7 separate regions of the Mus musculus genome follow, and regions 1, 3, 4, 5, 6 and 7 are each linked to region 2. Evidence: chromatin loops called from intact Hi-C (ENCODE). Cell type or tissue: left cerebral cortex. All regions are shown on one strand.

Region 1 (4,000 bases), 95 kb before region 2:
TTAGGAAGAGATGAAGGATATCGCACATAGTCCAAGCTGTATGTGCTTCCTGGGGACAGAACCGAGGACCTCACATGCTGCACAGGAACTCCACTGCCAAGGCACACTTGCCAGCCCCTCACTGGGGGATTCTAGGCAAGGACTCCACCACTGAGCCACGCCCCCAGCCCCTCCCTGGGGGATTCTAGGCAGGGGCTCTACCACTGAGCCACACCCCCACCCCCTCCCTGGGGGATTCTAGGCAAGGACTTCACCACTGAGCCACACCCCAGCTCCTCACTGGGAGATTCTAGGCAGGGGCTCCACCACTGAGCCACACCCCCAGCCCCTCCCTGGGGGGATTCTAGGCAGGGGCTCTTCCACTGAGCCACACCCCCAGCCTCTCACTGGGGGATTCTAGGCAGGGGCTCTACCACTGAGCCACACCCCCAGCTCCTCCCTGGGGGGTTCTAGGCAGGGGCTCTACCACTGAGCCACACCCCAGCCCCTCACTGGGAGATTCTAGGCAGGGGCTCTACCACTGAGCCACACCCCAGCCCCTCACTGGGAGATTCTAGGCAGGGGCTCTACCACTGAGCCACACCCCAGCTCCTCCCTGGGGGATTCTAGGCAGGAGCTCTACCACTGAGCCACACCCCCAGCCCCTCATCGAGAGATTCTTAGCTCTACCATCGAGCTACATTCATGAGCCTGTTTTTGTTTACTTGTTTGTCTGTTCTGTTTTAATGTGTGTGCATACGTTTGTGTTGAGTTGTGCGTGCATGTAGAGGCCAGAGAACAACCTTAGGTGTCATTCCGCAGGTTCCATATGCGTTGTTTTTGTGACAAGTTTTCTAACTGTCCTGGCACACACAATTAGTCTAGTCTGGATGATCCCCAGGGATCTGCCTGTCTCTTCCTCCTGGGCACGAGAATTACCCAGGCAACCATGTTTATCCCTTACGTGGGAGATCTAACTCAGGTCCTCATTTTTGCATAATAAGCTCTTTACCTCCTGAACTATCCCCCCACCATGGCCTGTTGCTGGACCTGGGACATACCAATTCAGGCAGTCTAGCTAGCCATCTTGCCCCAAGGAGTCTTTGTCTCTTCTTCCCAGGCACTAGGGTTACAGGTTAGCTGCCATGCCTTCCTGGCTTCTTATGTACATAGGTACTGGGGGTCCAATCTCTGGCCTCACACTTACACAGCAAGTGGTTCATCTACTGAGCCATCATGCCTGTTTTTATGCTCTTTACTTTGAGATGAACTCCTTCTGTGGCCCGGGCTGGCCTTGAAATCACTCTGTAGCAGCTCCTCTCTGTGTATCTGAGTTGACTCAGCCGTTGTAGTAGTGGGTGTGATTGTGCTGGAATTGATGCAAGGAAGGATCAGTTTAAATCCTAGCACCTTCCCACCAATGACTCAGGCAGCGTGGAGTCATACAACGGGCTGCACGTGTAAAGTTCAGAATTGATCTGCATGGCTTATAACCGATGCCCGAACAGTCCTGGCGACAGAGCAAACAGCCCACGCTCACACAGTCCGTGCTGCTCTGCATACCCAGAATCCCAGGCGAATGGAATCCCCCAGCACAGTGGTTCTTCATGCCATGCAGCTGAGCCTACACCTCCTTTCTGCAGACAACCACACGACACCACAAACGGTGTTCTCCCACTCACGTCTTCTGGAGTGTGGGGCTCTGGGTTGCTTCCGGTTTGAGACTAATCCAGATAAACTCACTGTGAACATTTGTGCACAGTCTTATGAATGTATGTTTTCATTTCTCTTGGGTGAATGCCTGGGAGAGGAACAGCTGGCTCTGGTAGTTAGGGATATTCATCCTCTGAGAAATTGGCCAACTGTTTCCCAAAGTGTCTCTTGTTTTTTTTATTGTTGTTATTGCTGTCAATATTATTTCTTTTCCTTTTTTTAACATTCCTGTCAGCAATGGAGGAGCACGCTGGCTTCTTCACATCACCCATTCTTGTCTACACTTGGGGTGGGCAGGTCCTAGTTTTAGCCACTCTGGCCAGTATGTGATGGGACTTCACTGAGCTCCAGTTGTTTCCCTAACTGATTTGTCACCTCTACATATGTTTCCATCTTCTCTTTCTTACTGTTGTTTGTTTGTTTTGTTTTGTTTTGTTTTATTACTGCTTTCAATCAGTGAGTTTTCAGAGACCTCTTGTTGTTGTTGTTGTTGTTGTTATTGTTGTTGTTGTTGTTGTTCTCTTAGCAAGGTCATCAGAAAAATAAAAGCATTGCTTTTGAAGATATCGATGTGTTCACTTTTATGTCTATTGATTCTGTCTGTGGTGTCATACCTAAAAAATCTTCACGGAACCCCAAATCACAAAGATGTTCCTTCTTGTGATCTTCCAGAATGTGGTGTGTGTGTGTGTGTGTGTGTGTGTGTGTGTGTGTGTGTGTGAGTGTGTGTGTGTGTGTGTGTGTGTGTGTGTGTGTTGTGTAGCTGTTGTAGTATTTGATTAATCTGCTCTATAATTCCCGTCAAGTGCGCACATGCTTCTCGCTACTATCCCAATGTTCTGGGTCCCCAAAAGAAAGATGTACATAAACACCTCTATATTTTAAATATCTTAAGCAGCTCAAAGGCTGGGCCACTGAGTAACTCCACATGGCTAACAGACACTCCCCTCAATATTCCTGAGTTAATAATTACTAATTCTATATTTGACCTTTGTTGTCCTGGACCCTGCTGGACAGCCCTCCTGGGGCCACTTTCCCCTTATACCTACATGTTGGCTGTCTCACCCTCCTGTACCTTTCCAGTGTGGTCCATCTCCTACGCCCTCATCATGGTGGACTCCCCTCATCCTCCTTCCTTGGTCCCTTCCTGGGAATCCTAAAAGTCCTGCCTCTGTCTCCCTGTCCAGCCATTGTCTGCTGGTAATTTTGTTGACCAGTCAAAAACTAACTGGGGACAGGCTTCCCTTAGTCCTACTAGCCGGACAGTGCAAACAGGTATTTGAGTAACATAATTAGCATAAGAACACAAGCCATGTGAACACACATGGATAGAGACAGCAACATTCCTCAATCACTTTCTATCTTGTGTTTTGAGACAGCATCTCTAAATGGAGCTGGAGTTCCCTGATTTGTCTAGGTTGGCTCACCAGCGAGCTCTAGAGATTGCCCTGTCTCTGCCCCAGAGCTGGAATGACATCAGTCTGTCTCTGCGCCTGGCTTTTATCTGGGTGCAAGGGATCCAAACCCAGGTCTTCACATCCTCATCGCAGGCACTTTACTGGATGATCTGTGTCCCTAGCCTCTCTAAAAGTTTCCAAGGTACAAATTTTTCACTTAAGCCTATAACCTACGTTGAATTATGTTTGGTCTGTTGTGTAACAGATGGGTCAAGATGTAGATAAAGGGAAGACAGATTAGTGGAGCCAGAAAATGGAAACAAAGATAGGAAACAGATGTAGGTAAAGTGTTTGCTACACACACATGAGGACCTGAGTTCAGATTCCCAGCAGCCATGCAAAAAGCCAGGTGCAGAAGTGCACACCCATGGGGTTTAATGGCTAGCAAGCTTAGCCAAAATCAGTAAGCACTAAGTTCAATGAGACCTGATCTCAAAAATGAGGTAAAGAACAATTGGGGCAGACATACAGTGTTGAACTACACCCCCCACACACACCCACACACAGACACACACAAACACATACGTGTAGCCACATGAACACACTCATGAATATATATACATATAAATAAGTATATAGATAATAAATAGATGATGTTAGGCTTAAATTGATGACAGGTGATTATGAATATATAAGTAATAGGTGACAAATGGGTGCATAGATATTAGGTAGATGAGTTAACAGATACAGAAGATGATAGATACACAGATGGCTGGCAGTAGGTAGACAGATAAATAGATGAATCGACAATAGAGATCTAATGGCTCTGGCATCGTTTATTTAAGACTATTCCTCACAGAATCCTGTCTTAATAGTCAGTTGTCCACATGTGTGTGTTTCTATTCTGTCCC
Region 2 (4,000 bases):
GGCCGCACCCTCCTCTACCTGCTTACTGCCCGCCCTAGTCCCCTCCCAGAGCACGGTCAGTTTACACACACCCCCTTTCCCGCTTCCCGCACCCCGTTACTGCATTGTCCGCTGCGTTTGGGCTGCCCCTTCTGGAAAGGCACCCACAGCCCCCCGAAGTTTCTACCCACGGGTTCACCTCGCGGCTCCCCCGTCCCCCTCCAAGGCGGAGCGACGCAACGCGCTGGAAACTCACCAGACACACTTGGGCATGGCAGAAAATAGAACCCAGTTGGGATTAAAAAAAAAATTACACCACCCTGACAAAACCAAAATGCTCTTTGCAGAGCTTGAAACAGGTAGCCGAGAGGGGCGTGCGCCGAGGGAGCCGAGAGGGGACAGAGGCGCGGGGGTGGCACCCACCTCGGCCAGGGCATGGGCGAGGTATCCGCAGCCGAGGAGCAGCAGGCAAGCCCAGGTCCTCATCGCGTCCCGAGGCGCTGGAAGCTCGGCAGGGAGGCGAGGCCGCGGGGCGGGCGCTCCAGCCGGGCTCCTGTGGCGGCGAAATTCAGTACCATCCCTCAGGGAGCGCGGCCCGGAGGAGGGTGGCGCGGAGAGCAGGGAGCCTGCGGAGCGCGCTCGGCGCGAGCAGCGAGTGCAAAGCCAGCGAGGAGGAGGAGGAGGAACAGAGTCGCTCCGGGAGCCTCCTGGGCCGCCGGGTAGGGGGTGGGGACGGAAGGGGCGGAGGGCGGGGGCTGGGCTTCTTCCTTGGTGCGTTCCCCGTGCTGGCCGCCGCCGCGCTCGCTCCCCGTCGCTGGCTTTAGGAGCGACCCGGCCGGTAAATCCGCATATTTGCTGCCGTCAGCCCCGGGAGGGGACCGCGGAGCGTGGCTGCAGCTCCCGCCGCACCACCGATCACCTGTCTGGACTCTCGGCCCGGTACCAGCTACCGCCTCGCCTCTCCCTGAGGGCTCCGGGCAGTCCGGAGAGCCTGTCCCCGGGCCTTCCTCTCGCCGCTGCCGCCCCGGGCCGGGCACGGCGCGGCCCAGCACGGCGCGGCCCGGCGGCCTGCGTGCGCCCCTCCGCGGCGCGCCCTCGGCTACGGCGCGGCGCTCCGCCCTCCGCCCGCCGGGGCCGGGCAGCTCCCGCGGCCGCGCCGCCTGGCAGCAGCCTACCCGCCCGGGGCCTCGCTACGCCGCCCGCGCGGGCCGGAGGGCGGGCGGAGGGCCGAGCTGGCGCCGCTGCCGCCGCAGCAGCAGCCGCGGGAAGACCAGAGGAGGAGGTGGAGAAGAAGGCGCAGGCAGGCCGGGCTCCAGGAGTTGAGCGGGCTCCGCAGGACGCGCGTGTGGAGCCGGCCGGCGACAGGGAGGGGGTTATAGCGCCGCCACCGCGCCCCTCCCCCTCCCCCGCCCCCCGCCTCCCCCGGATTCCGGGCCCGGGACCCGCACCTCGGAAGCGCTCAGGGGTCTCGCGGGCCAGATCGGGCCCGGCCGCCACCGCCACTGCAGTGGCCACACACGCGCTCACGCAGGCAGCTACATCCATCCAAGCTCGGCGCCCGCGGCTCGGAGCCCACAGGCGCCCGGGCTCCCGGAGCGCCCCTCCCTCGAGCTTGCCCACCCTTCAGTGCCAGCTGCAATCCTGCGGCACCGGGCGGGGAGGGGAGGAGGCCGCTGCAGAAGCACGGCCGTCTCTGGCTCGCCTCTCTCTCGGGCCCCAGCGGCAGTAAAGGGCAGCGCCCAGAGCTGCTGCGCCAAAAAGGGCATGAGAGTCGGCTTGGCCCCCGCCCGGCGCTCGGGCCGCTTCCCACTGTAAGGATCCAGTGCTCCAGCCTTCCCCTCTCCATAAAAGGAGGGGGAGTGAGTCTTTGCGGAGAGGCGGGGCGGGTTTAGGGGCGCGTCTAGGGCACTCACCTGACGGCTGCCACGCGCCCGCGCCCCAGAGCCAAAGCCTGGGACACCTGATTGAGGAACTTGCACTCTTGTGTGGAGGTGGAAGCGAGGCTAGGGTCGGGGAGGAGGCTGCCTCCTGCCTCATCGCCACCTTGACACCCTGCACCCTCCAGATCCTTAGCCCCTGGCCGAAGGCCTAGCCGAACCCTGAATGGGGAGCTGGAGGGATAGAAGGAAAGATAGAAAAGAAGCGGCTGGTGAGGAACTCCTGGGTTCTACCTTGGGATCCAAGGCAGCGCAGAGCGCCACCTCCGGCCAAGGCACAGTACAGACGGGTGGCGGGGAAGGCACATGCGGACAGAAGTCTGATCAGGGCTGGACGGTTCTCCCATTGAGAGAGATGGATTCCTGGTGGGATGTGACCCGACGGCAAGGCCAGTCCTGTCAGCTCCTTAACTCGGGTTAGAGGATTGTGGACCTTTCAAATCCCAAAGTTAGCCTCCTAGGGCTCTGGAGACTATGGAGGGCTCCAAGGGTAGGGATGCAACTGGATACAGCCTGTCCAGTTCACTCCCTTTCATGTGAATTAACCCGTGCACCCAGCCCGGGTCCAATCCCCCACCAATCTTCTTTGTCCCCAGACAAAGGCGCAGCCGGGCAGGAGCCTTTCATCCCCAGCTTCCCGGGTTCCTGCATTTCAAAGGCTGAGCTGGAAGGGCCCAACACGGGCGGCTCACCTAGCTCCAAATACCTGGTGGGCGTGGGGGGAGGGGGTAGCTGAAGATCTTTGGAGCCCAAATCTACAGACTTCCTTAGGCCTGTAGGCCCCATCACCACGCCCCAGCCCTAACACCTCGGGATGCTCAGGAGATAAGAGGACACCCTCTCTTGGCCTAAAGAGGGAGTATGGAAAACGTTGAGAAGCGCCCCACCTCGAGGTCTTCGAAAGCCCAGGCCTTGTCCGTACTGGTGAAACTTTATGCTGCTCTGAAGAGGATGACTTCTGGTGGCGACTGCCAGGACCACTCTAGACCTGAGTCGAGTTCCTCACCGTTTTATCCCGATTGTTCTGCGCGGCCTGTCCCGCCAAGCCCTCGGCCTTCTCACAGGCAGAGAGCACCAAAGGACACCTTTTTGCGGTTCGACGACCCGGTGTGACGGTGGATGTGAGAATCCAGGAAGAAGATCCGGTTGCATTGCTGGGATGCCGCGCCTGTCCGGCCACCACCTCCGCATGGAGGCTGCGGGTTCCTGGGGACCCCACCTAGTTCGGTGCTTCTCTCTCCCTTTACTCTCTTGGCGCAGCAGGGACGCCCAGCTGGAAATCAAAGCCGGGCGGGAGGGATTCTGAAGACGCTAGGGGACATCAGGGACCAGAATGAGGCTAGGCCTGGATTCATCGCCCGGGACGCGGGAGCCACGGGGAGCTGGGCGCAGGCACTGCTCTAATCGCCGACCGCTATTAAAAATAAAACCGCGACCCGTCGTCATAGCGACCGCAACAACAGCGGCCGCGCGAGGGTGGTAAGAGCTTGTGCAGCCCGGCGCCAGCCGCCTGAGGGGACTGGGGCACGGGCCCTAAAGCTTACAAGGTACTCTGGTGTGAGACAACGACCCCTACCCCCACCCCCACAGCCGACCCCCGACCCCCACTGTTCCTCCTGGTTCTCGCTAGACTCTTGGTCTCTGAAAACTGGAACTGGCTAAGTCATGAGGTCAAGAGCCTAAAGGACCCGCCGGCTCAAACTACCCCCCACCCCCACCCTATGCCTCGGCTTCCCTTGGGACCCGTGACAGTCCTCATTTTAGCCTCTGGAGAAGGGGTTGAGTGAGGGGGTGAGGTTCAGGTGTCAGGCCTCCAAAGAACACCAAGAGACCAAGCCGAGCTGGAGGGGTTGCATGCGCTCGAGGCCACCGCACCTGTCCCGCCCGCGCCTCCGTGATCCTTTCTGGTGGGAGAGATCACGTGCTTCCTTCTGGCTGGGATTCGAGTTTCACTTCCAGCCGCTATTAGGCGGTTCACTCGGTTCACTGCAAACATTTGATAATGAGGCTAAATATACTTTAGAGTCGGAGGAGGTGTGGGCGGCTGCTGCCCTAGCCTGTAGGTGCGTCGCTCCAGGCTCCAT
Region 3 (4,000 bases), 180 kb after region 2:
AGCAACTGGCAGACTGTCTGCTCTCTGAAGGGTGAAGCCCTGAGCAGTTTGTTAGAGAGGGCATGACAGACAGTTCCCCTTCAGGTAGCCTCACATTAGCAAGACCTGCTGGACATCTTCTGTATGAGAGTTCTTGTTAATAAAAGAAGATGTTTTGTGTGTGTGCAGGTACCTGAAGAGGCTCTTAGAGGACATTGCATGGCCCTGGAGCTGTAGTCACGGGGTTGTGAACCAAACACGGGTCCTCTAGAAGAGCGAGCTGCAAGTGCTCTTGAGCACCAGGCCGTCTCAGCCCCGTGTTACTTCTTTTTTGGTTTTGTTGGTTTTTTGAGACATGGTTTCTCTGGTAGCCCTGGCTGTCCTGAAACTCACTCTGTAGACAGGCTGGCCTTAAAACTCACAGAGATCCTCCTGCCTCTACCTCTCTAGTGCTGGGATTAAAGATGTGTGCACCACCACACCCAACCCTTATTTCTTGCTTCCTTTGTTTTAATGGCACAGATGGCAGGTTCAATGGGTGGTGACGGAGGTGCCATATGACCCACATAGATTATCATGGTTGGTGCAGCCCTTGAGCACAGAGCCCCCTGAAACCACCTTGTGCAGAGGCACAGGGTCAGGTCCAGTTCCATTCCCAAACTGAAGCATGTCCTTCAGAGTAGTCTGTTTGTCCTTCCTCACTTGCCCTCTTGTTCCAGACAGTTCCGTGGCTATTTGGATATGGTAATAAATGACATCCTAGCCCCCAACCTGCAGTGGCATGCAGGGAGGACAGCTGCAGCCATCCGGACGGCTGCTATATCCTGCCTGTGGGCACTCATCAGCAGTGACATCTTATCGGCCAAGCAGGTAAGGACAGCTGTGACCACCCCAGTTGTTTGTCCATGTGTGTATCATGGGACCTTACAGAACTGCGTCATTCAATCAGCACAGAAAGCTCTAAAGGGCTGAAGTCTGTGGGGCCAGATCAGGGCAGGGCCCAAGTCTCTTGCTCTGGTTCTCACATCTCCTTGAAAGATCTGGGATCTGGTCTACAAACTGTCTTAGTTTCTTATCCTACTGTTGTGATAAAATACCCTGACAAAAGCAACTCAAAAGAGACTAGGGATATACCAGGTCACAGGTATATGGGGAGATGACATGCCAGCCATACCTGAGTTTGGATCCCAGCATCCATGTAAAGAAGCAAAAAACAAAAACAGAACAGGCCTGGCCACATGGGTGACCAGCATTGACAGAGCAGAGACAGGGTTCACTGACAGTCAGTAAGCTCTGACTTCGGGATAGACCCTGTGTCAATATAGAAGGTGCTGGATGGATGGAGAGATGGCCCAGTGCTTCAGAGCCCTTCTGCTCTTGCAGAGGACCCAAGTTCAGTTTCTAGTACCCATGTCTGGTGGCTCACAACTCCTGAGAATCTGATGCTCTCTTCTGGACTCTGAATAGACAAACAGACACAAACATAGAAAATTGTGTGTGTGTATGAGTGTGTATACACGGTGGAGAATGATAATGAAAGATGCCTGGTATCAATTCCTGGCCTTCAAAAAAAAGCACATGAACACACATATGCATTATGTCTGCTGCAACTGCACACACAGTGTAGCACGTATTATTAAGATTAGTGCCACAGAAATTCTCCATCAGATATTGGGTAAATGGTCTCCGAAGTCAGTTTCTGTTGAATGCTCTTCACAAAATTCCAAGCTTAGGATGAGGGATAGCCCTGGGCTCAGCTCTTACCACACACAGGTGAAGTGGCTGAGAGTGGCAGGCCAGGCCTGCGTTGCTCTAAGCAGTGAAGTGAGCCAGGCGACTGAGCCATGGAAAGGTGAGGCTTCTGCACGGCTCCTCTGCCTGCCATCCGCTCACGGTGTGTGAGCGCCCCCTGCTGACAACAGGGGTCGTTACCTAACTCTCACATGTTGCACTCTACAGTGGGTAGGATCTGAGGTACTCGACTGACCAAATTAAAGCAGAAATGGTTAAGATGATCTGAACTTTAGAGAAAATGCAGTATTTCTGTTCTAGAACAGCAAAGCTGCAGGCAAAGCCCTCCCCTTGTGTTGTGATCCCTTCCCTCCTGACATGGATGCCCTCCCCAAGATCCCCCACCGTCTCCCACTGGTACCCTATCTAGTCAGCCCCTGCCATCATCCTGCTGCCCGCTGTTTTCTTGTATTTATTACACCATGAGAAGGCCCACTTCCAGAAGCCCTTCTGCTTCCCTGCAAAGTGTCACAGAGGCAGCCACTTGGTGGCAGTACAGTCATAACTCACCAGGCCCTCAGCCCAGGGCATGCAGCCACACTGCTTGTCCCCATCAGCACCTCCTTCACTGGCACCACCTACCCTCCCATCCCTTTCACCTCCTCAGCAAAGGTGATGCCCTCTTGTTGATCACGAGAGCCCTGCTCAGGCCACTTACAGGCCTGTGAACCATTCACTGGTTCACGCCTCCCTCATTCTCGTGTCCCGTGAAGCCTTATATATGCATCTAAATGTGGTTTATCTCCCAGGCTTGTCCCATTACATGCCAGGTAAGTGTTCTGCATTTGAGCCACAGCTCCAGGCCCTTTACTAGAAGGTTCTAGGCAGGGGCTACCATGGAGCCACAGGCCCAGTCCTCTCCCTGGGGGATGTTAAGCAAGTGTTCTGTGGCTAATCTGTGTTCCTAACTGATTCCACTTTTAATTTGGAGACAGGATCTCAGTAAGAGTCCTCAGCTGGCTTTGAACTTCCTCTGTAATCCAGGCAGACTGAACTATGAATCTCCTGCCTCAGCTTCTAGTGCTCACTAGGATAGGGCTTTGCCCAGCTTTTCCTACTTTCAAAACAAAACAAAATTCCCTGTCATAGCCCTTACAGCTCCCATCATTCCCTGCGCTTCTCTCCACTGAACCCCTGGAGAACTGCCTACACTTCAAATTTTATTTTAGTAGAGCAAAGGGTTCTTTTTTTTTTCTTTGTAGTGTGTGTGTGTGTGTGTGTGTGTTCGTTCGTGTTTGTTCATGAGTGCCAGAATTAACTTCTGAATATCTGTCCTGGCTAGTTTTATGTCAGCTTGACACGAGCTAAGATTCTCCCAAGAGGAGAAAACCACAATTGAGAAAATCCAGCTGTAAGCAGACGAGCCTGTAGGACATTTTCTTGATCTAGGGTTGATGTGGAAGGGCCAGTACACTGTGGTTGGGAACAGCCCTGGGCTGGCGGCCCTGGGTTCTAAACGAAGGCAGGCTGAGCAAGCCAGTGAGCAGCATCCTCCATGGCCTCTCCATGCATCAGCCCCTGCCTCCCCGTTGCCTCCCGAAGCAGACTGTGATTTAGGATATGTAAGCCACGTAGCCCTAACAAAGGCAGCATCGGAAGTCACTCCTCACATGCTGTCCACCGTGGGTCTCTTCCTGGCCTGGCACCGGGAATGCAGATGTACACCACCACACCCAGCGCGTCCATGAGTGCTGGGTTGATCTCGATTCTGAAAGTTCTCTACCATCTCAGTGAGTCTTCTCTCCAAGCCCCTGATGGGTTTTTTGTTAGTTGATTGGTTTTTCCATTGGGGTGGTTTTCTGTAGGTCAGGCTGTCCTAGAACTCCCTGTTTAACAGAGCCTGCCCTTGAAGTGCTGGGATTACAGGTGAACTGTCTGTAATTCACATGGTCTGCTTGCCTTGTGTGGCCTGGCCTATCCTGTAGCACTCTGAGCCGATAATAAGTGACTGGTGGTGGCCTGTAATCCCAGCCCTCGGGAGGCAGAGGCAGAGCTCTGAGTGTGAGACCAGCATGGTCTACAGAGTGAGTTCCAGGACAGCCAGGGCTACACAGAGAAACCTCGAATCGAAAAACAAATAATTAATAAATTCAAGTGATTCAAGGGCCAGTGAGGTGACTTGGCAAGTGAGGGCAGTGGCCATCAAGCCTGGCCAATGTGCTGAGTGTGCTCCCAGGAGCCGTGTGGTTAAGGGAAAGAACTGACTCTTGCAGATTGTCCTCTACACGTG
Region 4 (4,000 bases), 140 kb after region 2:
CCACCCTGCCTCAGGACTGAAAGTTGAGGATCCAGTCTTGTGAAGGTCTTCTGGTGATCACGCTGCTGACAGATGAAGAACACAAGGGCTATGTCAAAGCCAGAGGACAATGGTCTGTACTGCACTATCCCTGGACTCTGGACAGGCAACTTCCCAAGGCAAGGAGCAGCAGCACCTGCTTTGACTCTGTGGTGGTTTGAATGAAAATGGCCTCACGGGCTCTCTAGGGAGTAGCACTATTAGGAGGTGCCGGAGGAAGTGTGTCACTGGGGGTGGGCTTTGAGGTTTCAATTGCTCAAGCCAAACTCCGTCCCATGCTCTCTTCCTGCTGCCCGTTGACCCAGATGTAGAATTCTCAGCTACTTCTCCAACACCATGTTTACCTGTGTGCAGCCCTGCTTCCTGCCATGAAGACAATGGACTAAACCTCTGTGTCTTAGGGTTTGACTGCTGTGAACAGACACGATGACCAACACAACTCTTATAAAGGACAACATTTAATTGGGGCTGGCTTACAGGTTCAGAGGTTCAGTCCAATATCATCATGGTGGGAAACATGGCAGCATCCAGGTAGGCATTGTGCAGGAGGAGCTGAGAGTTCTACATCTTTACCTGAAGGCTGCTAGCAGAATACTGACATCCAGGCAGCTAGGACTAGGGTATTAGAGCCCATGCCCACAGTGACACACCTACTCCAACAAGGCCACACCTCCCAACAGTGCCACTCCCTGGGCCAAGCATATACAGATCATCACACTCTGACCCTGTAAGCCAGCCCCAATTAAGTGCTTTGCTGTATAACAGTTGCTAAGGTCATGGTGTCTCTTCACTGCATTGAAACCCCTAACAAAGACACCCATCTTTCACTCAGTCTTAGCTGAACACCTGGAAAGTGTCTCCCACAACCCAATAAATGTATGTCAGGAGAAACAATAAATGAATGAACCTGAGTTAATTTTGCCAAAATCTGTTTACTGGTTGAGAAGACATACTTCTTGGAAGACACTTGAAAAGCCCTTTTCCTTGCTTTTTGAGGGGCTTTAAAATATATGCAGTGCGGGGAGTTAAGCAGAATAAATTTAGATGGCCTTGCTATATTTTGGCTGGAACATAATTTAAAAGTTCCATATTTACATTAAGATAGAAACCCAGTGTAGGTTTGGTGAGATGACAGTTCAGTGGCTAAAACTGCTTGCTTCCGAGCCTGATGATTTGAATTTGAACCAACTCCCAAAAGTTGTCCTCTGAACATCATACATGTGCTATGCCACACACACATATTAAAAAAAGAAGAAAGATATAACCCATAAAGATGTCAACTCCTACGCGCTAGAGGCTGTAACGTAAGGTCATTAAGATCACATCAGACTTGGGAGGAAAACATTTGACTTCCTCCACAGGGCTGTTCTGTGGGATCCAAGGGACAGACCAACCCGTCCTCCCCCTTCTCACTCTGCCATCCCCTCCTCAGATGGCCAGTCTGCCCCACAATGGAGCATACATGGCAACTCAGGTGCACAGCACCAAGTCCGCCATGCTGCTTGCCTTCTGTAAGCCTTACCCGTCTGTGCACGACTCACTCCGGAGTTGGTGAGCCATCACTTCCTAAGGTTGACTCATAGTCCTCTGTGCATCAGGTCACGTGTGCCTTTTTACCAGTGACAGACATCTGGGTTGTTTCATCTTGTGATTAATGCTACGGAGAACATGGGTTGAGGGGGTAGCCACGCAGCCATGGCAGAGTACTAAGGCTACCGCTAAGACCCTGGGTCCCATCTCCCAAGACCAAATCAAACAAACAAAAGATGGTTGTGCAAATATGAATTCAACTCCCAGGTTCTGCTTGAGTTATTCAGAAGAGAGTTGCTCGAGGTCAGGGCGATCCTACGGCTTTTGTTTCTCCTGCAGCTGTGAACTGATCCAGTGCTTTAGGGCTGCAAGACAAGAGCCTTAACGATGTGCAGCATTCTCGAGCTCACGATTGCTATTCTGGAAAGGGCTTCTTCACAGCAGCCAAAAGATAAAAGCAACCTAAATCCCAAGAGATCAGCAAAACCATGCAGTATGCACCACCCCTACAGAGGGCTGCAATCCAGCCCCAGAAGAAGACCAGGGCAGGAAGATACCTCCTCAGCTCCCTGGCTCCCTCCTACAAAGAGGATACTGGTTTGGACTGCAAAGTAGGAGCCCGGAGCAGGTTCACCAGGCTGCCCCAGTACTGGAGAGTTCCAGCCAGACGGTATCCTCCCTGTAATGTTGTCCTTTAGAGCTTGGATGCACCTGTTCTGATGGACAGGAAGCGGCTGCGCCAGGTCTCTTCAACTCAAGAGCTGTGAATGGCTGGGCGCATTCTCTTTCCACCACTTTCCACTGGCATGCCTGGAATCCAGCCCAGACTCTACAGCAGGTTTGCATGCATGGGGAAAAACTGTTGCTGGCTACTTTAGCAAATACACTTCCAAGAGTTTTATAGATCTGATTTATGTGGTTCCCTTCCATTTCTGATTAACTGATATCTGTGTCAATATCACCAAGTGCTGCTAGCATCTATGGAATCTGATAGTTTTAAACCTCGTTGCAGCTGAAGATGACCTTGAACCCCTGATCCTCCTGAGTGCTGGTTTAAATAGTGCTGGGGATGGAACCCAAGATTCATGAATTCCAGGCAAGCACTCTCCCAACTGAGCCACATTCCCAACCCTGAATTATTTTTATTAATTTGCGTTAGTATCAGCTCAATTTGATTATGTCTTAACCCTTTTTAAAAAATTCATTATCTTGCCAGGCAGTGGCGGTTCATGCCATTAATCCCAGCACTAGGGGTCAGAAGCAGGCAGATCTCTGAGTTTGAGACCAGCCTGGTCTCCAGAGCAAGTTCCAGGATAGCCAGGACTACACACAGAAGTCCTGATTTGAAAAACCAAAAATAAAATAAAATAGATAAAAATAATTATTAAAAAAATAATTATTTCTAGATTCTCTTGTTAGTGTTTTCTTTAGGATTCTGGCATCTGTACTCCATTAAACAGCCCATCAGGACTTGTGTCTTTTGACCCTGTGAGATTTCAGGTGTAACGCTGCTCTCATGACATGAACTGGAAGCATCCCCTCCCAGCTCCTTGAAAGATTATAATTGCTCGTTAAATGTTTGAATTTCTTGTCAGCAAAACCACCTGTGCCAGGCCTGGAGCGATGGCTCAGTGGTTAAGAGAACTGGCTGCTCTTGCAGAGGACCTGTGTTCCGTTCCCAGCACCTACATGGCAACCCACAACTACCTGAAACTCAGGTAGTATTCAGGGGATCAGATACTCTCTTCTGGCCTCGAAGGGCACTGAACACACATGGTATACAGACAAACAGACAAAATAAATCTTTGAAAAAAATCTGGGGTACAATCTAGACTATGAGGAGCTTTTAAATTAAGAATACCATTTATGTTTCTATTCATTATTATTATTTTTTTTTGAGATAGTCTCGTTATGGAGCCCAGGACAGAATAGCGTCAGCAGTAGGCCATCCTCCTGCCTCAGCCCCTGAGCAGAAGGATCACAGGTGGGCAGCAACACACCTGGTTTCTTGTGTTTGAATGTTTAAAGTTTTGTTTAGTGTGTGTGTGCATGCAGACACATGTATATCTGTGCATGCATGTGTGCGTGTGTCGTTTGGTGGCCAACCTGGAAGAGTCACTTCTTACTTCCCACCATGTAAATCCTAGACCTGGAACTCAGGCTATCAGTGTTGCACTTCATCTGCTGAGCCATCTTGCCGGCCCAGGTATTTTAATCACAGACACCAGTAGGCTTCTAACTTATACAGGGTGTTGTAATGAGTTACCCTGAAGATGACAATATGGTGACATGCTCAAAAATGTTTCTGGCTGATGCTGGCACAACCAGTCACTCCTGGTTTCTGTTTCTGTGTTGTGTACTCTGCTGTCGCTGTTTCCTGAGTTTTCAGCTGACTCTCCCATCTCCACCTCAGAATTTACCCCTGGGGTTA
Region 5 (4,000 bases), 100 kb before region 2:
CAAATTCAAGGGCAGCCTGGGCTACCTAGTAAATCTATGTCTGACCTGGGGAACTTATTGAGATTCTGTGTTTTAGTTAGAGTTCTATTGCTGTGATGAAGCATCATGACCAATATAACTATTTGGGCCTATGGTTGCAGAGGGTTAGCGTCCATGATGACAGAGTGAAGGCATGGTCTTCTGAGTTCACATACACAAGCGGGAGGCAAAGAGAGAGCACACTGCAGTTAAGGTCTTTTAAAACCCCAGACCGCTCCCAGTAACACACCTCCTCCTTCAACAAGGCCATGCCTCCTAATCCTTCCCAAATAGTTACACCCACCGAAGGCTAAATATTCAGACATGTGAGCCTATAGAGGCCATTTTCATTCAAACCACTACAACTCTGCCTCAAGAAGTAAAAAAGAAAACTAGGAGGGATAGAGCTGAGTATTGGTGACTCTGACTAGAATTCCCAGTGGGGGGGTTGAGGATGTAGCTCAGTGGTAGAGCCCCTGCCTAGAATCCCCCAGTGAGGGGCTGGGGCATGGCTCAGTGATAGAGCCTCTGCCTAGAATCCCCCAGTGAGGGGCTGGGGTGTGGCTCAGTGGTAGAGCCCCTGCCTAGAATCTCCCAGTGAGGGGCTGGGCACATGGCTCAGTGGTAGAGCCCCTGCCTAGAATCCCCCAGTGAGGGACTGGGCACATGGCTCAGTGGTAGAGCCCCTGCCTAGAATCTCCCAGTGAGGGGCTGGGCACATGGCTCAGTGGTAGAGCCCCTGCCTAGAATCCCCCAGTGAGGGGCTGGGGTGTGGCTCAGTGGTAGAGGCCCTGCCTAGAATCCCCCAGTGAGGGGCTGGGGTGTGGCTCAGTGGTAGAGCCCCTGCCTAGAATCCCCCAGTGAGGGGCTGGGGTGTGGCTCAGTGGTAGAGGCCTAGCATGTACAAGTCCCTGAGGCCAGTGAATGACTCAGTGTGCAAGGGTATTTGCCACTAAGCCTAACAACCTGAATTCAATCCTTAAAATTTACATCATGGTGAGAACTGCTTTCTCCAAGTTGTCCTCTGGCCTCTACATTGTTCTAGCACATCCTACCCCTCACACAAAATAAATAAATATGCACTGTTTTTAGAACGAAAAGAGAAAAGAAAACAAGAAATTCATATAGCTTATTGAGAAGCAGGGAATCATTACAGTCTGTCAGCTCCTTGCTGTCCTCCAGTTACCCTGGAGGCTGCAGACATTCGATCAAGCTGTTCCATGATCTCTGCTACCCTACATCTCATGGAGCAGCCACATAGAAACCTGCTCATTTCTCGGTCTGTTAGCCACTGTTGCTGTCTTATAAGTTTCTGGAGAGCTAGGACACATCATCTCAATGTCCCTGTGTCTATGGTGACAGACAGAACTGGACAAGTGGGAAGTCAGCATTGACTTTTTTTTTAAAGAATTATTTATTTATTTAATGTATATTTATATATAATATGAACATATTATATATTTTATGTATATATTATGTATATATTTTATGTAGCTGTCTTCAGACACACCAGAAGAAGACATCGGATCTCATTACAGATGGTTGTGAGCTATCATATGGCTGTGGGGAATTGAACTCAGAACCTCTGGAAGAGCCCTCAGTGCTCTTAACCACTGAGCCATCTCTCTAGCCCCCCAGCATTGACATTTATTGGATGTATAAATGGATCAATTAATGCTTAGAGCAAGGAAGTGGCCGTCTGATTTGCATTTTTAGTTGTTATTTATGTATATATGTATTTATGTCTATATAAATGAGTTCCTGTGTGGCTGGAAGAAGACATTGAATCCTTTGAAGCTGGAGTTATGGGTGTTTATAAGCTGCCAGATGTGGGTGCTGGGAATTGAATTTGAATCCTCTGCAAGAGCAGCAAGTGCTCTTAGCCATTGAGTCATCTCTCCAGCTCTCTCGAGCTGTATTTCCAAGTCTCGTGGAGACAATCTTGGAAATGGTAATTGGTCAGAGGTCACCACCAGTCCAGAGGGAGGAGAAAGTGGGACACACAGTTGAAGTTGAACCACGCTGTGGCCGGTTGTTCATTCAATGGTATGAGAAAATCATCTAAGTTCTTGCTGTTCCTTCTTCCACCTGCTGGGACTGCAGGCCTGCACCTCCATGCCTAGTCTAAGTGGTCCCAGGAATGTAATCCAGGGCGTCATGCACACTCGGCAAACACTGTACGGTCACGGACCCAGCATCATTTTTTACAGAATGAGACAGGGTCTTGCTATACAGCCTAGGCTGGCCTCAAACTCAGATCTCCTAGCCCAGATTGCGTTGGGATTACAAAGTGATCAGCCATACCCAGTAACAAAGCAACAGTGTGTCGGAATAATCCATTGCTGTTACAGAACGTTGTGAGCAATGGACAGGAAGGAATCTTGTTTGTCTGGGGATAAAGATGAGCATTTTTTGATGCTTCCTGCTCAGGTTTTCTATACCAGTAAAATGGTTCCGGGAGAAAAAAAAAAAGATGTGTTAATTAAAAAACATCCCCTGGGAACCCCAACAAGGCAATCATGCACCCACAATGTCTAAAACGAAAACAGGCAAGAACAGGCGTGGGAACAGGCACCTCCGTTGGCTGGTGGAGCAAAGCTGGAAGTTAAGCAGAAGCAGGAGCCAAGGATGAACCCACGAAGAGCGCACCCACGGAAGCGTGCACCTACGGAAGCGTGTGGGTGTGAGCGCCCACAGGAGCCCATGCTGTGTGCAACACCTGCTCACAGTGTTTCAGGCTCCAATAAGGAAACAACCCTGATCCTACAATGTGCCAAAGGAGGGAGTAAGTTGTAGCTGTTGCAGGCGGTGGGGAGGCTGCTGAGGCGAGGCAACATGTACGCTATGGGATTCTCTTTATAGGAAGCATGAAGACAGATGCTGGCCCAGCAGGTGATTCTAGAAATGGCAGGGAGGTCTTTCTCCAGAAGAGCTAGGAAGGAGGCAAGGAGTAGAGGTCAGTTCATTATGGGGGCTGGTGGTGTGTGGGCTCTTTATAAAGAGCTGGACCTTTTTATGCATTTCCGTGTTATCATGAGTGAGAGGAGTGTGGATACCCTGGACAGCTTTCGGTAGTCAATTCTATATTTCTACTATGCTGGTTCCAGAGCTTGAACATGGATGGTCATGAGGTTAGACAGGAAGTGCCTTTGCCCATTGAGCGATCGATCTCACTGGCCTGAATTAAACATCTTTATGAGATTTTACAATACACTAGGACCTGGCAAGATAATTCAGCCAGCACAGTGCTTGCCGCACAAGCGTGAGGACCTGAGTTCAATCCACTGATTCTAAGTAAAAGCCTAGTGCCACAGTGTAGACTTGTGACCACAGAGCTGGGGAGGCAGAGAGCCTCCAGGTTTATTAGACATCCACAACAGACTTCCTTGCCCAATACCAAGCCAGCACTAGTCTCTGTCTCAAAATGGCTAAAGTGGATGGCGCATATGTACCCATCCCCACATATAAGCACACACACACATACATACATATATACATACATGCATACATACATACACACACACACATGTATACACAAAAATTAGTTTATAAAATAAAAGTAAAGGGTAAGAGAGATGTCAATAAAGTTCTTGCCACAGAAGCATGGTGACCCGAGTTGGGATTTCAACGCTCATGTGAAAATGATGGTGTGAGTCTGTAACCTCAGCTCTGGGCTTGGGGACAACGTGGGCTGAGACATTTAGATGCCTGGAGACCACTGATTGGTCCACCTAGCTGATTCTGTGTTCAGGGAAATCTCAGTCTTACTTTTTTACAGTAAAAGCTCACAGCAGTGCATTGCCACCACAAATGCCCTGACCTACGTCCGGACACTCAATTGGCTTGTTCCCTCTTCCCGCAGACCTGTCCTATCACCTTTGGTGAAGGGGCACACCCTCACCTGCATCCTGGGAAAGGGTTGGAGCTCTGCTCTAGCCTTTCCATGGAACAGACATGTGTTTCTACTCAGACTTGTGAAAGT
Region 6 (4,000 bases), 89 kb after region 2:
TGAGCCACGCTCCCAGCCCCTCCCTGGGGGATTCTAGGCAGGGACTCTAACCACTGAGCCACGCTCCCAGCCCCTCACTGGGGGATTCTAGGCAGGGACTCTAACCACTGAGCCACACCCCAGTCCCTCACTGGGGGATTCTAGGCAGGGGCTCTACCCCTGAGCCACACCCCCAGCCCCTCACTGGGGGATTCTAGGCAGGGACTCTAACCACTGAGCCACACCCCAGTCCCTCACTGGGGGATTCTAGGCAGGAGCTCAACCTCTGTGCTACAGCCGAGCCCCTAGGTGGAGGATTCTAGGCCAGCATGCTACTGCTGGGTTATGGCTCCTGCCCAGTTTTGGAAGCCCCCTGCTTCTTGCCCTGCAGCTCTTCTTCCTGCTCCACTAAAACAGGTTGCCATCCCCAAACCATTCTCTCTAAATCTCTGGTCCACCAAGACTGGCTCTCAACTTACATAGCCTAGGGTACTGGCTAAGATGATGTGGTAGCTTCCTCTGCTCTGAGGAAAGAGCAACTCACATGTGGTCTATAAGAACAGACCCAGAACAGGAAGAATGTGTGCAAGGGCCATGTGTGCATGTGTGCATGTGTGCATGTATGCATGCACACTGCTGCAGGGGAATTGGAGGTAAGGTGATCTAGAAAGAGATAAACCAAGGAAAAATAAAAGACAGTTGAAGGGGAAAGTCCAGTTCTGAAGGAGGCTGAGCGTATGCCACACCCCCTCAATGGTCTGGCCTATTCTCTGCACCCTCTGACATAAGCCTAGCAGCTTTTCAGGGTGGCTCCCCTCTCCAGCCCCCGCAGCCTGTCACAGGTCTTGCTATTTGCGGTGTTTCTATTGCAGTACTTCCCCAGCTGGGCTGAACCTGGAACCCAGACAAGTTCCCCACTGTGATAATGTCCAGGTGGTGACTGCAGTGTCCTCCTGGCAAGTACTCCCAAGGGAGCACTGCCCAGTGGCTGGCTGTGGCCTTTCCTCTCAGGGAAGGGTACAGTAATAAGCAAAGACAGGACTCTCGGGCCCCAACATCCTCTTGGAAGCAAGGTGATCCTTTGGGCATGCCACAGTGTATCTGTCCCTCTCTTCAGGTGCAGGCTTGAGCAGTGTTCACAAAAGCTTGTATCGTCCCTCTCTCTGCTTCATCCTACCAAACGCAACAGAGAGAACAGCTTTGGGGTGGCCCAGTACCTCTTCTTCACTCCTCAAAAATCTGGGTAGAATACGCAATGGCTAGCAGGGTAGATCTAGGGAGGCATATTCAAGTATCCAAGGACGGTCCCGCTCTCTGCGACACAGTCGAGTGACTCAGCAAGAATGAGTTCCAATATTGGTTACAGGGGAAATGAATGAACAACAAAAGGATTTGACAGCCATGTGTGGGCAGCATGCCTGTGCTATCAGCAGTTGGAAGCCTGGGACAGGAATTCCAGGCCAGCTTGGGCTGTATCATAGAGTGTGTGTGTGTGTGTGCATGTGTCCCAAGCTAGTTCTTGTTCCTTGAGTCTCAATTAGTGTTCCCTTGTACAGGATGGGCCCCAGCTGACCCCCAAGAGCTATGAATTCTGGTCAGATATCATATGGATGTCCAGCTAGTAGGTACAGCAAGGTGGATCAGTTTTTACAGGAACCGACAGGGGCTTGCAGAACAACATGTGTGCATGACCATGGTGGGGTTTGGTGTACATCCGTGTGCAGAGTCCACAGACCATCCCATGTGGTGTTCCTGGGGAACTCTTGCGGGTCACAGTCCTCCCCTCAGGGTGAACCTCATAGACAGCCTCAGAGAAGCATCCTATGTTGTATCAGGCAATAAGGCTTATTCTGGGCAGGTGACAGATGAGACAGAAGGCAGACAGATCTCTGGGGGTGTCTTAGAGTCATGCACAGATGACTAAGGAGGCTCGTGTGCTCTTGAACACTATATCTGAATCCAAATCACAGCTCTGGAGCTTTCTAGCTGGATTATGCACAAGTCACTCAGCCACAAAGCCTCAAGTTTCCTCATCTGTGAAATGGACTTACTGAGGGCTGTGAGGCAGCAAGCGGTGCCGAGCCCTCTGTCAGCTTCCACTTTGACGCTTTCCTCATGAGTGTTGAGGATGGCATGGCTGACCCAGAGCTTACCCCATGTCTTCTCTCAGCAGCTCTTGACTCTACCAATAGCTGGTGCACAGTGACCCCAGGTGGCCAGCACCTGCCTGGCTGGTGACTGTTACCATGACAGCAGTCAGTGGAACTGCTATTAGACAGGGCAGCTCTGAAGTCCAAGATCCAGGACCCCAATCGTCTGTTTGTCTGTCTGTCTGTCTGTCTGTCTTCCCCCTAGTGTTAGATAAATGTCATGGTACTGCCACCTACAGTATATAGAACAGCTTCCTCGGTATGTGTTTGCAGCTGTGTGAAGAGTGGGCAGAGAGCACTGCAAGGATACATAGACAACATCAGCCGCTACGGAGCGAGCAGAGTGTGAGCAGGCATGGATTCTGGAAGAGTCAGAGAGCAGAAGGACAAAGTATACCACAGAATAACTCAGCAGCCCCCACCCCACCCCACCCCGCCTCCTCACCATGAGCTTTGCAGCACTGGACAAATTGCTCGACCTTTCTGGTCTGTTATGTGTTTCCTCATCCTGGAATTATCGTGAGACTAGATCATTAGCACATGAGGGCCCTGTGAGTGTCCACACAGAATGCTTACCCTGTCCCCCTCTGCCAGTAGTCCATACGCGGCCCTCCTGCTCAGACTCCAGGGATGCCTTGGGCACACGAGCAAGACATCTTCACATGGAAGATGGGAATCTAACTGAGTGAGAAAATGGGCTTTTCCATGTTCGACCCAAGTGCACTTCACTCATGGGTACGTGATATTTAAGTGTGCACACAGTGCCAGAAGACCATGGCTATGTCGTTTCTCAAGCCCCAGCTGCCTTGAAGCACGCCGACCATCTGGACTGGCTGATGACCAAGGCCCAGGAAGCCTCCTGCCTCAGCCACCTGATTAATCTGAATGACAGGTCTGGACCCCCAAGCCCAGCTACAAGGTCTTAAAGCCATGGACCAAAGGAAAGGCTCATTCTGATGTTTATCGCTCTTGTGTACACCTTTTAGTGAATAAAGTGACTCTGGGAAAACAGGAAGGCTCGCTCTTCCAAAAGCGTAGCTCATACATTAGTGTAAACCCCACCCAGAAGCGGGGAGCAGCCCCAGCATCGCTTGTGGAGAGGGCCAGTGTGGGCACTCCACACACAGTTAATAAACGCCTCAGAACGAACCCGTGAAGAAAAACCTAAAATACTTTCAGAAGCCCCTGTGGCTCCACAGCTCAGCACATTTGGATTCAAATGTCAGCCTGAAGCCCAGATCAACAGCCCTGCTGATGTTGAGTTGTGGAACCACTTCTTACCACTCAGGTCCCTGAGGCATCTTCTAAGTCTGTAAACATGGCAGGTCATTAAAATCTAGCGGGAGTCTTTCCTGAGTGCCTCTTGGAGATGGCACTCACTGACGCCGATGTCTTCCCCTTAGGCCAGGAGATGAACAGCAGAGGCCAGGTCTGTCTGTCTTAGGGGACATGTTTCCCAGGTCAGGCCTCTCTAGCCTCTTCATCTCTGTGGCTTCGAAGGGGAGCGTGGTGCAGACTGTTAAAACTGGAACTGACAAGCAAGATGTAAAAGCCACCCTAGAAATAGAGCTGTGGCACTGTAAAAGAACAGGGCGTAGGGGCTTCACCAATCACTTTCAAAATACCATATGACCCCTCAGTGCTTGGAGCAGACAGAGGCATCTCTCCCTAGGCCCACCCACCACCCTACTTCCTTGTGGCTCCAAGCGTGCCCAGCGGAATATCCACCTTAGGAGGAGGGTTGTGAGCTGCACTCTGAGCCTCAAGAGAAGAGAGTCCTCACGAGAAAACCATCCCAGCTCTCCTCAGACCTATGTCTTTGCCAAACATCCCCACACTTTACCAGAAAGCTGGTCAGCAGGAGACTAGAA
Region 7 (4,000 bases), 130 kb after region 2:
CTTATTCATGGGAGGTGGTGGTGGGGGTCCAGCCTCTCTCACTAGGGGATTGGAGGCAAGGGCTCTACCACTGAGCCACGCCCTCAGCCCCTCACTGGGGGATTCTAGGCAGGGGCTCTACCACTGAGCCACACCCCCAGCCCCTCACTGGGGGATTCTAGGCAGGGGCTCTTCCACTGAGCCACGCCCCCAGCCCCTCCCTGGGGGATTCTAGGCAGGGGCTCTACCACTGAGCCACGCCCCCAGCCCCTCCCTGGGGGATTCTAGGCAGGGGCTCTACCACTGAGCCAGGCCCCCAGCCCCTCACTGGGGGATTCTAGGCAGGGGCTCTACCACTGAGCCACACCCTCTAGCCCCTTGCCTGGGGAATCTAGGAAGGGGCTCTACCATGGAGCTTCAGCCCCAGCCTTGCTTCCCATGATCCTGACAGATCTGGGATATAGGAGCATCACTATCTTGGAATTCCAAGGAGGGACTTGAAGCAGCTTTGCCCAGGCCACCTACAAAGGATACTAGGGGCACTGACCTTCTCCAACTTCTCAAAGTGCTCCCGGAGGAATCGCAGTGGCCGGTCCGGCTTGGCGACACAGAGGTGCACAATGCATTCTTTGAGCACCTGCTGGATGCCATGTTTCTGCACGTACATCTCGCATCCTTTCAGAGAGTCCTCATCCTCCGAGTGGAAGCATGATGGGGAGGCCATGGTCAGAATGTCTTCTATGCTCCTGTTACAGATGACACAATCAGCTTTAGGAGGTGTTGGGGAAGCCAAACTGTTCTACCATAAACTATATAAAGTACACGTGGGCTGGGCCTGGTGGTACAGGCCTGTCATGCCAGCTACTCAGAAGATGAACACAGGAGGACTGTGAGTTCAAGGTCTGCCTGAACAGGACCAGCCTATACAACTTAGTGAGAACCTGTCTCAAAGTAAAAAGTAAAAGCCTGGAATGGGTTTAGAGAATATGACTTAGTTGGTAAAATACTAGCCTAGTATGCAGATTTCATGCCCAACACCAATGAACTCTGCAGTGATGCATAACTATAACCCCAGCACTCCTCAGCACGGAAAGACATAAAGATAAGGAGTTTAAAGCCAGCCTTTGCTACATAACAAGTTGGAGGCTGGCCTGGTCTATGTAAACTTTGCCTTTAAAAAGAGGGAGGGCAGGGGAGATACTGACAGGATGGTTCAGTAGATAAAACATCTAAGGCCCGAGCATGAGGACAGAAGGTCAGATCCACAGCACCCACAGAAATGCCAGGTGGGCATGGTGGCCTACAGTCCCAGGGTGAGGGAAGTGAAGCCAGGGTCCTTGGGGCAAGCTAGCTAGCTAGACTATCTGAATCGGTGAGCTATGAGTTCAGGGAGAAACTGTGCCTCACTGTATAAGGTGGAAAGTGGTCAAGGAATGCACCCAAGACCAACCACTGGCCTTCTACACACACACACACACACACACACACACACACACACACACAGAGAGAGAGAGAGAGAGAGAGAGAGAGAGAGAGAGAGAGAGAGACGCATGCACACAAAACATTTAATTAAAAAAATAACATAGGGCTGTACATCAGTGGAAGAGGGCCTCCCAGCATGTAAGGTTTATTGTTAATGATTAACTCCAGTGTGTATAACGCCAGAAGTCACGTTTGTCAAAGGGTTTTCTCTGATGAGTTAGTTCATCACTCAAAGGCTCAAACGCCTTCCTTACTTCGGAACAGGTTCCTTCAGGGATGAAAGAGATCAAGTATGATTTGCATACGGTTCTCTCTCCATTTCTGAGAAATTTCAGGTGGAATAAGTTGGGTGTTTGGCGCCCCCACTATGCAAACCATGATGCTTCATTTTTTTTTTCATCCACACTCTCCCCCCTTTTAAGGTTGATGTTGTCACGATCTAAGGCCCCAGCGCGGGTGGGTGGGGCGCGAGGGGGGTGCTGTCAAAGGATTGGGGTGGCTTGTTTCATGAGAAAGGCAAAGAGGGTAAAGAAAACAATGGAAGTGAGCTGAGGGGTGGGGGTGGGGGGCTTGGAAGACAGTAACAGAGGCCCGAAGGCTCTAGAAGGCTCTAGTGAGTGTCCTGCGCAGTGTTGAGTCACAACGTCCAGGTCATCGCCCCGCCCCACACTGATTGGAATCATCCAGCCTAGAGGCCTTGGGGTTGAGGGGACCCCATGGCGGATGAGGACGAGGAGGTACACCTAGCCTCAGAAGGATGGGGAATCACACACACACACACACATACCGTGACTCGGTCCCCAAACCCTGGGCCCACCAGAGGAGAGTTGGGGACGCCCCCAGATGGTGGTGAGTGCAAGGCGCCTCCAGACCCTGGTGGGTACAGGGGACCAACCCAACCCTGTCCTGAGAGCTTTTACAAAGGCCTGGTACCACCTTGGACGCCAACAGTTCTCCCCCCACCCCACCCCCGCCTCCACCCGCGTAGCCCCGCGGGGCTGATTGCGCCCCTCCCCAAATCCCTCGTGTCCCCGTGAGTCCCCCACCCCACCCCAGTTCCCGCTGACACCCAGCTCCAGATAGGGCCGGGTCCCTACACAGACCCCACCCCAGCCTGCGTACCTGTAGATGCGCGGTGCCCGAGGCCGGAGGAGGCTGCGCGAGGACGCGGGGACGCGGGGACGGCGAGCGGGTCCCCGCACTGCAGCGGCGCCGCCCTCCGCCCGCCCCCGCTGCGCGTCGCCGCCGGCCGCCAGGCCCCGCGCACCGCGCCCGCGCGGGTCGCCCACCGACCGCTGTCCTCCCCAGGGACCGCCCCACAGCTGTCTCTGAATGCCAGGGACACACCAGAGCTCTGTCGCGCAGGCCCCGCGTCCCCGCACACACACAGGTCCTGCCACCCGGACCTCCTACCACCCCATTCCTCTCTTCCTAAGCTAGCCCGACCTGGCTGGCGCCGCTCCTTCCGGGCCTAGATGCTCTCTCTGCTCAGGGCACAGTGGCACCGTGCTCTGTCTGAGCTGTCATTCTGAGTCTCATTCAGTGCCTGCCCACTCTAAAGCCGAGGCCTGTAGCAAAAATTAGCCACCACGCACGCATCCTGTCCTGCGCCATCTGCTCCTGTGGAAACAGAGTCCATCTTCTCCCAGTGATCTGAGCTGCAGGAGGAAGGATGAGACTCAAAGGTGCTGGAGAAGACATCTCCAATCTTCTGGCCTGTCTATATTCTCCAGTCCACCACGTATTCCCCCCACTCACCTGTCCTGACTCACCTGTGCTCACACCCTGTTCCCCAATCTGTTCTTCCATTCACCAGCTCCCCACTCGTCTATCTACACTGACCAGCTCCCTGAATTTGTTCCTCCACTCACCTGCCCACATTCCCTATCGTTCAGGGGTACCCCATTGCCCAGCTGCCTGATACCTCTTGCCACATTCACCAGCCCTCCTCCTCCTGACACACATGTCTCCACATGGCCACCAACCTGGCCTGTGCTCTCAGCAGGCAGGGCTGGCGGTGGCCCACACCTCTTCCTGCCAATGTGAAGGAAAACTGCTGTAAAAGGACTTGCTGCTTTGGAACAGGGCTCAGTTGATATCGTGCTTGCCTAGCATGCAGGAGCTCAGGGTCCCATCACCAGCAATGCACCAACATGGCAGCACACACCAGTGATCCCAGCACGTGGGGTGTAGCAACAGGAGCAGCGCATTGTCTGTATTGTATGTTTGCCTACAATAGCAAGTTTGAGGCCAGCCTAGGCTACATGAGGTTCTGTCTCGAATAAAATCAAATCTAGAATGAAATTAATAATAAAACAAAACAAGTATATGATAAAATAAACAAAAATAATAAAATAAAATAAAAAAAAGACACTGCTCAGCCGGGCATGGTGGTGCATGCCTTTAATCCCAGCACTTGGGAGGCAGAGGCAGGCATATTTCTGAGTTCAAGGTCAGCCTGGTCTACAGAGTGAGTTCCAGGACAGCCAGGGCTATACAGAGAAACCCTGTTTCAAAAAACCAAAAAAGAAGAAGAAGA

Evidence for each region. A loop is a pair of places that touch in the nucleus more often than their neighbours do. Peaks named below come from ENCODE experiments on the same cell type or tissue, not always from the same donor. Only the 100,000 strongest peaks of a DNase experiment are listed, where the experiment ranks them.
Region 1: it touches region 2 in a loop (4-fold over the local background); 3 of 42 quality-filtered maps call a loop at or near these places.
Region 3: a loop joins it to region 2, with 2.6 times the contacts of the local background. A loop is called at or near these places in 8 of 42 quality-filtered maps.
Region 4: it touches region 2 in a loop (2.4-fold over the local background); 3 of 42 quality-filtered maps call a loop at or near these places.
Region 5: it touches region 2 in a loop (8-fold over the local background); 3 of 42 quality-filtered maps call a loop at or near these places.
Region 6: a loop joins it to region 2, with 2.6 times the contacts of the local background. A loop is called at or near these places in 10 of 42 quality-filtered maps.
Region 7: it touches region 2 in a loop (2.0-fold over the local background); 4 of 42 quality-filtered maps call a loop at or near these places.

Annotation. Positions count from the first base shown.
Region 1 is chr5:138,899,799-138,903,798 of GRCm38, forward strand. It overlaps the pseudogene Gm31891. Among named protein-coding and RNA genes, the nearest start is that of Gm38726, 33 kb to the right of the region's middle. In left cerebral cortex, a CTCF peak has its summit at 1,565; DNase peaks (open chromatin) are centred at 1,445 and 1,624.
Region 2 is chr5:138,994,307-138,998,306 of GRCm38, forward strand. Pdgfa (platelet derived growth factor, alpha) reads right to left here and starts at 638. Exons shown (of 6, transcript NM_008808.4): 1 at 403-638. The coding sequence starts at 465. In left cerebral cortex, CTCF peaks have their summits at 810, 1,694 and 2,189; DNase peaks (open chromatin) are centred at 268, 654, 1,246, 1,712 and 4 more places; H3K4me3 peaks cover 3,251 bases; H3K27ac peaks cover 2,734 bases.
Region 3 is chr5:139,177,217-139,181,216 of GRCm38, forward strand. It overlaps Dnaaf5 (dynein, axonemal assembly factor 5), which reads left to right. Exons shown (of 13, transcript NM_001081265.2): 10 at 699-849. Among named protein-coding and RNA genes, the nearest start is that of Sun1, 21 kb to the right of the region's middle. In left cerebral cortex, CTCF peaks have their summits at 1,915 (motif pointing left) and 2,128; DNase peaks (open chromatin) are centred at 1,881 and 2,243.
Region 4 is chr5:139,139,184-139,143,183 of GRCm38, forward strand. It overlaps a transcript of Prkar1b not described here. Among named protein-coding and RNA genes, the nearest start is that of Dnaaf5, 9.1 kb to the right of the region's middle. In left cerebral cortex, no CTCF peak of the experiment used is centred here; DNase peaks (open chromatin) are centred at 1,616 and 2,371; H3K27ac peaks cover 557 bases.
Region 5 is chr5:138,891,959-138,895,958 of GRCm38, forward strand. It overlaps the pseudogene Gm31891. Among named protein-coding and RNA genes, the nearest start is that of Gm38726, 41 kb to the right of the region's middle. In left cerebral cortex, no CTCF peak of the experiment used is centred here; DNase peaks (open chromatin) are centred at 2,196 and 2,628.
Region 6 is chr5:139,083,143-139,087,142 of GRCm38, forward strand. All of the region lies in intron 4 of Prkar1b (protein kinase, cAMP dependent regulatory, type I beta), which reads right to left. Among named protein-coding and RNA genes, the nearest start is that of Prkar1b, 45 kb to the right of the region's middle. In left cerebral cortex, a CTCF peak has its summit at 2,196 (motif pointing left); DNase peaks (open chromatin) are centred at 896, 1,366, 1,932 and 2,114; H3K27ac peaks cover 1,732 bases.
Region 7 is chr5:139,127,061-139,131,060 of GRCm38, forward strand. Prkar1b (protein kinase, cAMP dependent regulatory, type I beta) reads right to left here and starts at 2,692. Exons shown (of 11, transcript NM_008923.3): 1 at 2,584-2,692; 2 at 527-725. The coding sequence starts at 703. In left cerebral cortex, no CTCF peak of the experiment used is centred here; DNase peaks (open chromatin) are centred at 773, 1,868, 2,107, 3,017 and 1 more place; H3K4me3 peaks cover 2,951 bases; H3K27ac peaks cover 2,108 bases.